Linked DNA regions of Homo sapiens: region 1 is linked to region 2. Evidence: chromatin loops called from intact Hi-C (ENCODE). Cell type or tissue: testis. All regions are shown on one strand. Links, peaks and the distances in the headings refer to the core of each region. The heading gives the core; the rest is flanking DNA.

What was found. Hi-C counts contacts between places; a loop is a spot of excess contacts. Peaks named below come from ENCODE experiments on the same cell type or tissue, not always from the same donor. Only the 100,000 strongest peaks of a DNase experiment are listed, where the experiment ranks them.
Region 1: it touches region 2 in a loop (3-fold over the local background); 11 of 110 quality-filtered maps call a loop at or near these places.

The regions. Positions count from the first base shown.
Region 1 is chr2:38,591,111-38,593,610 of GRCh38, reverse strand. HNRNPLL (heterogeneous nuclear ribonucleoprotein L like) reads left to right here. Exons shown (of 13, transcript NM_138394.4): 2 at 1,963-2,081. Among named protein-coding and RNA genes, the nearest start is that of HNRNPLL, 11 kb to the left of the region's middle. In testis, for the core only: no CTCF peak of the experiment used is centred there; no DNase peak of the experiment used is centred there; H3K27ac peaks cover 1,339 bases.
Region 2 is chr2:38,704,754-38,711,556 of GRCh38, reverse strand. The region is part of intron 4 of GALM (galactose mutarotase); the gene reads right to left. The region is part of intron 1 of LOC124905993 (a long non-coding RNA gene); the gene reads left to right. Among named protein-coding and RNA genes, the nearest start is that of GALM, 42 kb to the right of the region's middle. RefSeq lists a silencer at 1,543-1,743. In testis, for the core only: no CTCF peak of the experiment used is centred there; no DNase peak of the experiment used is centred there.

The sequences.
Region 1 (2,500 bases), core at 1-2,500, 120 kb after region 2:
GCCCAGCATTTGGTTGCTGTGTCTCTTAGTCTCCATATAGAATCTTCCCTCCACTGGTTTTTGATACTAACTTTTTGAAGAGTTCAGGCCAATACAGTTTTCTGTCGTCCTTTTATTTTACCTTTGCCACCTGATTTCTAAGAATGAACTGAAATGATTCTCTTAATTGTATCTTGCAGTTTATTATTTTCTAATTATTTTGAGAGTAAAACTTGTTATACTTTAAATACATGCTGTGTTTGGCAGGTAGGTATTATTTAGAGCTCTTCCTGCTTTATTCATTTCCAGTTATATTTAAGAATGTAATGATGATACATGCACATTTGCTTGTTGAATTTCATCTAGACAGAGTCTGATTGTTAATGTTGCTTAAGAAAGTGTTGATTTACTTAGGGTATAGTCAGAATGATTCATTTCAAACTTAGTGGCATGTAAGGGATATCTGTTTAACCATAGGAAAGACGGAGCATAAGCAATTCAAATAAATTCCAAGGATAGAATTAGTATTGGCAAAGGACTGAGTTTATTTTTTGGATTTGACAGTAGCGTGAGTAGTTCTGTGGTTACTTTATATATTTAAATCAGTTCCTTTCTTTCAGTTGTGACATAAATTTTTACTGGCAGGGCACTCCATTTGTTATATTTTCCTAACAGTCTTTATAATAAAGAAAAATTGGTGAGTCATTTAAAATAGCCTTAAAGAAATTTAATTTTCTTAAAACAATTGTTAAATTTTAATGGTAAAATAGCGCTTTCAGATTAGTCTTGTTATAGGAGAAAAAAACTTTAAAAAATTTCTTTTTGTATAGACAGGGATGTACACGGTGGAAGTCATTTCTGAAGTTACGATGCAAGAGAAGTGCCTGATGGCATTTGTAAATACAGATCTTTGTCTTAATGGAACTTGAATAAGTAAATGAAAGCTATTTGCATTTTCAAAGTAATTCGTACAGATACTACGTTTAAAAATAAACTTTAAGACCATATTCTTACATTTTGAAACATCCTGCCTGGCATACTCGAAGATACACAATATTCCGTAGATGCCCAGGAGGGCTTGCATTTTTGAGTAGTTCTTATTCATCCCCCTGCCTTGCAAAGATGGTACCCTTGTATAAATTTAAGTTGTCATGTGTTTAATGAATTAATACTGCTAAGTGAGTATCCTCAAGTTATAGTGGGACTAGATAACCAATTAAACAAGAACAAAAGATGATACAAATCTACTACGTTACAGGAAAGATAAGTATATTATCTTCATGTTGAGGAAAAATTTTTGATTGGAACTTTTTGTTCATTTGTACTAGTTGAGATTTTGATTTTATGGAGGTTAATGAGTATCAAATATACTTCCAGTTGTAGCATGCCCTATGTATCTGCTAAATTTTCTTTCTGAGATTTTCTTGAAGTTGAAATATTATTAAATAACATCTTTGTACTTCTTACTGAGATAGAATGCTCCCTTTTAAGAAATTAAAAATTTTAAAACAAACATTTATTTTATTCTCATATCCTTTTGCTAACTTGTGAATTGCGATTTGGTTTGGGATTAAAAAAAATGTTTACTTTTTAAGCAGGTTTGAATTTACTGAAAGATGCAATTCAACTTAGACTTAAATTTTTTTTGTTTTTTTTGAGATGGAGTCTCACTCTGTCGCCCAGGCTGGAGTGCAGTGGCGCGATCTTGGCTCACTGCAGCCTCCACCTCCCGGATTCAAGCCGTTCTTCTGCCTCAGCCTCCAGAGTAGCTGGGATTACAGACACGTGCCACCATGCCTGGCTAATTTTTCTATTTTTAGTAGAGATGGGGTTTCACCATGTTGGCCAGGCTGGTCTCGAACTCCTGACCTCAAATGACCCTCCCACTTTGACCTCCCAAAGTGCAGGGATTACAGGCGTGAGCCACCGCGTTCGGCCTTAGACTTAAAATTTTTTTAACTAGAAATTATTTTCTCTTGCTAGGAGGCAGGTGGAAGTCATCATAAAGTTTCTGTTTCACCCGTCGTCCATGTTCGAGGACTCTGTGAATCTGTGGTGGAAGCAGACCTCGTGGAAGCGCTGGAAAAATTTGGGACAATATGGTAAGGATGATAGGGACTTCATGTAGATTGAAAACTGTGGTAGAATAATCCTTGCTTGCTTGTTACAAGCCTTGATGTTTAGCATAGTAAATATTGTTTGTATATATAAACAAAGTAGTATCTATTGTTTGCCTATGACTGTATTTCTTTGGAACGTTTTAAGCCTACTATTTTTAACCTTCCTGGGTGATGCATGAGTGTATTTTTGTGGAGCTATGATCACTTCTCACTCCCCAGCAAAGTTGTATAAAGAAATTATGTGTGCTTTTCATCTGATTTTCAAATGAGTCCGTGAGTCCTGTTCAAACACTCTTTAAACCATTGAGTTGATTACATGCTTCATCTTCAGAGTTTCAAGTAGTGATGCTTAAATATTGATTTTTTTGTTGTTCTTGATTTTGGAATATTTAGGAATTAAT
Region 2 (6,803 bases), core at 2,644-5,143:
GAAGAAATGTGGCTGATCCACAGCATGGGTGAAAATGAATTTAAGGATGATGGCTGACAGCAAGTTCAACACGAGTCACATAAAGGCTATCTGTAAGGCCAGGTGTGGTGGCTCATGCCTGTAATCCAGGCAATTTGGGAAGCCGAGGTGGGCGGATCACCTGAGGTTGGGAGTTCGAGACCAGCGTGACCAACGTCGTGAAACCCTGTCTCTACTAAAAAATACAAAAATTAGCCAGGTGTGGTGGTGCGCGCCTGTAATCCCAGCTACTCAGGAGGCTGAGGCAGGAGAATCGCTTGAACCTGGGAGGCGGAGGTTGCAGTGAGCTGAGATCGCGCCATTGCATGCCAGCCTGGGCAACAGAGCGAGACTCCGTCTCAAAAAAAAAAAAAAAGGCTATCTGTAATGAGGTGGTGACAGTCCCAAGCTACTTTTTGCAGCATGGGTATCACAAGAGGAGAGGCCTAAAGACACATAGAGCAGGATCAGAAGGAAATGACCAGGGGCTGGTGCAGTAGCTTACGCCTGTAATCCCAGCACTTTGGGAGGCTGAGGTGGGTGGATCGCCTAAAGTCAGAAGTTCAAGACCAGCCTGGTCAAGATGGTGAATCCCCGTCTCTACTAAAAATACAAAAATTTGCTGGGTGTGGTGGCAGGCACCTGTAATCCCAGCTACTCGGGAGGCTGAGGCAGGAGAATCGCTTGAACCCAGGAGGCGGAGGTTGCAGTGAGCCAAGATCGCACCATTGCACTCCAGCCTGGGCAATAAGAGTGAAACTCCGTCTAAAAAAAAAAAAAAAAAAGAAGGAAATGACCAGTATGACCAAACCATAGCATAAGAAAAATAGCCAAGACCAGGCATGGTGGCTCATGCCTGTAATCTCAGCGCTTTGGGAGCCTGAGGCAGGAGGATCACTTAAGCCCAGGAGTTTGAGACCAGCCTGGGCAACATAGTGAGACCCTGCCTCTACAACAAATTTTTTAAATAATAGCCAGAGGACCTGGCATGTTTTGCCTGAATAAAATACTTGGGGGACATGCCAGCCACTTTCTAATGCCTTAAGCCTGCTACATAGGATCCAAGGCCCAGAAGTAGGCCAGGTGAGGGTGAGCCCTAGGTAGACAGATCTCACCTCAATACAGGAAGGCCTTTTTGACATGTTGACCCAAGATGCACAGTAAGCATCCTGTCCCAGAAGCATCTGAGTGCTGGCAGAATGCAGAAGTCTGGGACTCAAACACTGGATAGGGGAGTAACTATTTTATAGGCTCTAAATAGCTCCTCCAAGTGTGGACCTAGGACCATCTGATGACCACATGCATCACCCAGGGGCTTGTTAGACACATAGATCCAGAGGCTCCACTCCAGCCACTGAGTCTGAATCTGCATTTTCACAAGTTGCACAGGTGATCTGTGTGCACATGAATGCTGACAAGCACTGATGTGGAGATCATCTGAGGAAGCCCCAGGTTCAGGTGGGCTGCTGCTCTGAAAAGCAAAAGTTGGGAGGGACACTGGGGCAGCAGGAAGAGCACGTGGTGCTAGAGTCTGGTCTCCATGAGGATAGCCCAGCTGTGCTTCCAGCCCAGCTGCTCCAATTATGTCTGTTTCTTTATCTAGTCGGGCTCAGAAGAGTCAGTCAAATTTGCATAAGGAGGCCTGCGGTAAAGGGGCTCATGGGCACAGGTACTCATCTGACACCTCATTAAGCCATCTTCGTAAATCATCTCTAGAATGCCTGTTGTTATTTTAGGAAACAACATAAAGAGGATGATAATTAAAAGTAACACCCTGGGTGGGAATTTTTACTTCCTTCCAGTGGTTGGCAAGTAAAGCACCTTGGGAATTTTTTGGTAAGGTAACATTTCTATACATTTTTCACAGATCACACAACATCAAAGCTTGTCTATGCTGCAGGTTTTTTTCCCTTTCCTCTGCTGGTGCTTTGGGTTTGCGGCTTTATTCTGTTGCTGGCTTTTTGTCTTATGTTTTTTTTTTTTTTCCTTTCCACCGAGCATTTTCTGATTTTACCTTGACTTGCAACGGGGGAGGGTATTGCTTCTGGATGTTAGATGACATCCGAAGCATAAAATGCTAAACCAAGCTGCAGGTCGTTTTCAGGTGAAAAGGCAATTTTACGCTTCATGGTTGGGACCACGTAAGGCATTTTCATGGTGGGGTATTTTTCATCTTAGATCCATCAGGATGACATCCAGGGATTTGCTGTCTAGTAGAAAGTTCACCTTTCAGTTACCCACTGTCTGTCTGCAGCCTCCTAGTCCTGCTGCTCTCCTGCACAGGCACAAGGGCATTCCTGCTAGACCTGCTCCCCTCCTGGGACTGCCAGGCCCCTGATGTTGCCATATTCCCCTGGTTTTCAGGGCCCCTTGCCACGCGTCTTCCCTGTCCCCCACAACCCTCACTGCCTACCTGTCTAGGCCCACTGTCTAGGACCTGAGACCCTTAGTAACACTCCTTGATCTGCCTTACACCCTGTCCTCCTGCTCCTCCTCTCTGATAAAACCCCAACTTCAGGTCATCCCACCATTTGCCTTCTCTGCTCCTGACTCCGCCCTGCCGAGAGAGCTGGAGAAAGCCCACAGAAGCACCGGCAGAGGCCACCACAGATTCACGGTCTCAAGCCTTCCCTGGATTCCTCTGCTCTCTGACAACCATTTTACTTGTCCTAAATCAGCTCCTCTCCTTCAAAAAACAAACAAACAAACAAAAAAAACTGTTATTTGACCCCACTTCCCTGCCTCACAGAGGAGCCTTCTCTTTGTCACAGCTTGTTGACAGCACTTTCTTTTTTTTTTTTTTTTTTCTTGAGACAGAGTCTCGCTCTATCACCCAGGCTGGAGTGCAATGGCATGATCTTGCTCACTGCCAGCTCCGCCTACCCGGGTTCATGCCATTCTTCCTGAGTAGCTGGGACTACAGGCGCCCGCCACCATACCTGGCTAATTTTTCATATTTTTAGTAGAGGTGGGGTTTCACCATGTTAGCTGGGATGGTCTCGCTCTCCTGACCTCATGATCCGCCCGCCTCGGCCTCCCAAAGTGCTGGGATTACAGGCTTGAGCCACTGTGCCCAGGCGACAGCACTTTCAATACCAGTCCTTTCTGTTAACTCACTGAGGTAGCTTCTAGGATGCTGGGACAGATTCCATGGCCCTGTGCTAAAGCAAATGAATCAGAATCTCTGAGGTGGGGCCCAGGATTCTTTTTTATTTATTTTTATTATTTTTATTTTTTTAGAGACAGGGTCTTGCTCTGTCACCCAGCTGGAGTGCAGTGGCGTGATCACAGCTCACTGTAGCCCCTAGCTCTCTGGGCTCAAGAGATACTCTTGCCTCGGTCTCCCAAGCAACTGGTACTACAGGTGCAAGCCACCATGCCAGGCTTTTTTATTTTATTTTATTTTATTTTATTTTATTTTATTTTAATTTTGATACAGTTTCTCACTCTGTTGCCCATGCTGGAGTGCAATGGCATGACCTCGGCTCACTGCAACCTCCGTCTCCCAGCTTCAGGTGATTCTCCTGCCTTAGCCTACCGAGCAGCTTGGATTACAGGTGTGTGCTACCACGCCTCGCTAATTTTTTATTTTTAGTAGAGACAGGGTTTCACCATTTTGGCCAGGCTGGTCTTGAACTCCTGACCTCAAGTGATCCACCCACCTCGGCCTCCCAGAGTGCTGGGATTATAGGCATGAGCCAGCACACCCGGCTGCTAATTTTTATATTTTTTTTGTAGAGATGGGGTCTTGCTGTGTCCTGAACTCCTGGCCTCAAGTGATCCTTCCGACTCAGCTACCCAAAGGACTGGGATTATAGGCGTGAGGCACTGTGCCTGGCAGGGTTCTGTATTCAAGAAAGCTGCCTAGTTGGGAACCAGTTATTGGCCTATATTCCTGAATCTTTCCTCACTTTTTGTCACTTCTCAAACGGTTACAGTCTGGCTTCTGCCCTGACCACTCTGTTACATTCTTAAACGGGGTCAGGACAACAACCACCACAGCCATGCAGGTTCCCAGGTCTCCTGCCACTTGACTCCCTGGAGTATTGACACTGTTGGTCACTCCAAGACTTCTAGACACCTCTTCTCCTTCTTTGCCTTCTACCCCTGGCCATCTCCCTTGGCACTTTAAGGTAGACCCTTTTTGGACCTTAAATATTGGTGGTTGTTTCCTAGAGTTTCCCAGGGTTTGGTCCTCAGACCACTGCTCTCCTCAGTCTATGATTCCTCTCTGGTAAATCCACGTGGCTTAATCTACAAAGTACACGCTGATGTATGCCTCCAGCTGTCATTTCTCTAACGTCACACTCATGCATCCAGCTGCTGGAAGTGTAAGGTCAGGTGTACAGGGGAGATGTACACCCCACAGGCACCCTAACCTCAAATATTTCAAGATCAAATCCATAGTTCTCCCAGCCCCCCATGCCAGCTCCCCCTCCTCCCCTACTCACAACTCACTGAACATCCCCATCTCTACTGCCCAGCAGCTGCTCTAGAGTCCCGGGGTCATCACACAGCCTTCCTGCTTCCTCATCTATGCATTCAATTCAGGCCTCCTGAGTTTTACCTCCTAAATATGATTAAACTGCCTTCTTCCACCTGACCCTTAATTTGGGTCTCATCTCTTGCTTGGACTATTAAAATAGCGACCCCCCCGCCCCCCTTTTTTTTTTAAAGAGATGGAGTCTCACTATGTTGCCGAGACTGGATTTGAACTCCTAGATTCAAGTGTTCCTCCTGCCTCTGCCTCCTGAGTAGCTGGGACTACAGGTACACACCATTGTGCCCAGCTCCAACAACAGCATCTAAACTGGTCTCTGTCTCCAGTCAAGTCCCACCAGAACAGTTGCTGGGGTGATATTTCTTTGTTTCTGAAACAGAATCTCCCTCTGTCACCCAGGCTGGATCACAATTCACTGCAAACTCCACCTCCCTGGCTCAAGGAATCCTTGAGCCTCAGCCTCCCGAGTAGCTGAGACTACAGGTGTGGGCCACCGCACCTGGCTAATTTTTTTTTTTTTTTTTTTGTAGAGATGGGGTCTCGATATGTTGCCCAGGCTGGTCTCGAACTCCTGGGCTCAAGCAATCCACCTGCCTCGACCTCCCAAAGTGCTGGGATTACAGGTGTGAGCCACCACGCCCAACCTGGGGTGAGATTTCTAAAATGCCAATCTTGACAGGTCAGTTCCCAGCTTAGAATGCTTGAAAGCCCTCCATGATCTAAAGTTAAAATTCCAGCTGGGTGTGGTGGCTCACGCCTGTAATCCCAGCACTTTGGGAGGCAGAGGTGGGTGGATCACGAGGTCAGGAGTTCAAGACCAGCCTGGCCAACATCGTGAAACCTCGTCTCTCCTAAAAATACAAAAATTAGCTGGGCAGGGTGGCGGGCACGTGTAATCCCAGCTACTTGGGAGGTAAAGCAGGAGAATCGCTTGAACCTGGGAGGCGGAGGTTGCAGTGAGCCAAAATCGTGTCACTGCACTCCAGCTTGGGCAACAGAGTGAGACTTTGTCTCAAAAAAAAATCAGCCTGATGTGGTGGTGCACGCCTGTAATCCCTGCTACTCGGGAGGCTGAGGTGGGAGAATAGCTTGAACCCAGAGCGGGAAGTTGGACCACTGAACCCGGAGGGGGAGGTTGCGCCACTGCACTCCAGCCTGGGCGACAGCACAAGACTCCGTCAAAAATAAAAAATAAAAAAAATCCCAGCTCATCGGCATGGCCCAGAAAGACAATCATGACTGTACCCAACTGTAGGGCTGGGCAAATGAGGTGCCTAGGGTGCAAAATTTAAGAAGACACACACTCTCAGGTGCTGACCCTGCACATGCACGACCCTGGGAGTGGATGCTGCCTTAAATTTTGCACCCTAGCCCTTGCTCTGCCCAACTGTCTCTTTGGCTTATTGGCTTAACAGTCATCACCACTCCTGCATTCTGTGCTTTGGTACTCTCACTCTCCTTGTGGCTAGATCCTCACAGACACTGAGAGGCTTCTCACAGCTCAGGACAATCTTGAGAATCCTCTTTCTACCCTGGCTTCTACACTCCTTCAGTCCCACAGGCATTATCTCTACAACTGCTCTGACCACATTAGGTTCTCCCCATCCCTCTGAGCTTCTCAAGGGCAGAGACAGTGTTCCATCCTCTTTATCTCTCAGGCAGCATGTAGCAATCAGTAGGTGCTCTATAAATGTTAGCTGAACTGAATACAAATCTGCTCTGGGAACTTACTTGAGTTAACATCAGGTCCGTTGCCCAAGGCCCACAGTCCCACTAAGCCCCTTCAGAATGTAGTGACCACTAAGGATGGCTATGCACCAGGAATGAACTAGAGGCAGCCCTTGTCCAGACCTGGGCTGGAGGAAGGGTAGATGTGAACCATCAACTCTCCAAGGGTGGTGGTCAGAGCTCTAGCAAATAATTCCCCTTCTGACAAATTCACTGACTGTTAGCCTGCAATTTTCACAGGAATTACACATCGCCTGGCCAAGTGCTAAATTTTGAGCTTTCTTCCTGCCAGATTTCTACCATGCTGGTTCATGTTTGCCAATCTTGTAACAGTAATGTGTTTTCCAGTAGGGAGCATGAGTAGCTTCAGGAGTTATTCTAGAGGCTCATAAAAATGATCTTGTGACCATTTTACAGGAAGGATTCAGTAATGTGCCGTCTTAAAGAATACCACTGCTACCAAGAGAGGTCCTTGGAGTTTTTGCATTAAACCTTGAATACTATCTAGCAGGGACCTATCATACAATAAACAGCTCTAGGGTAAACACATTTCATA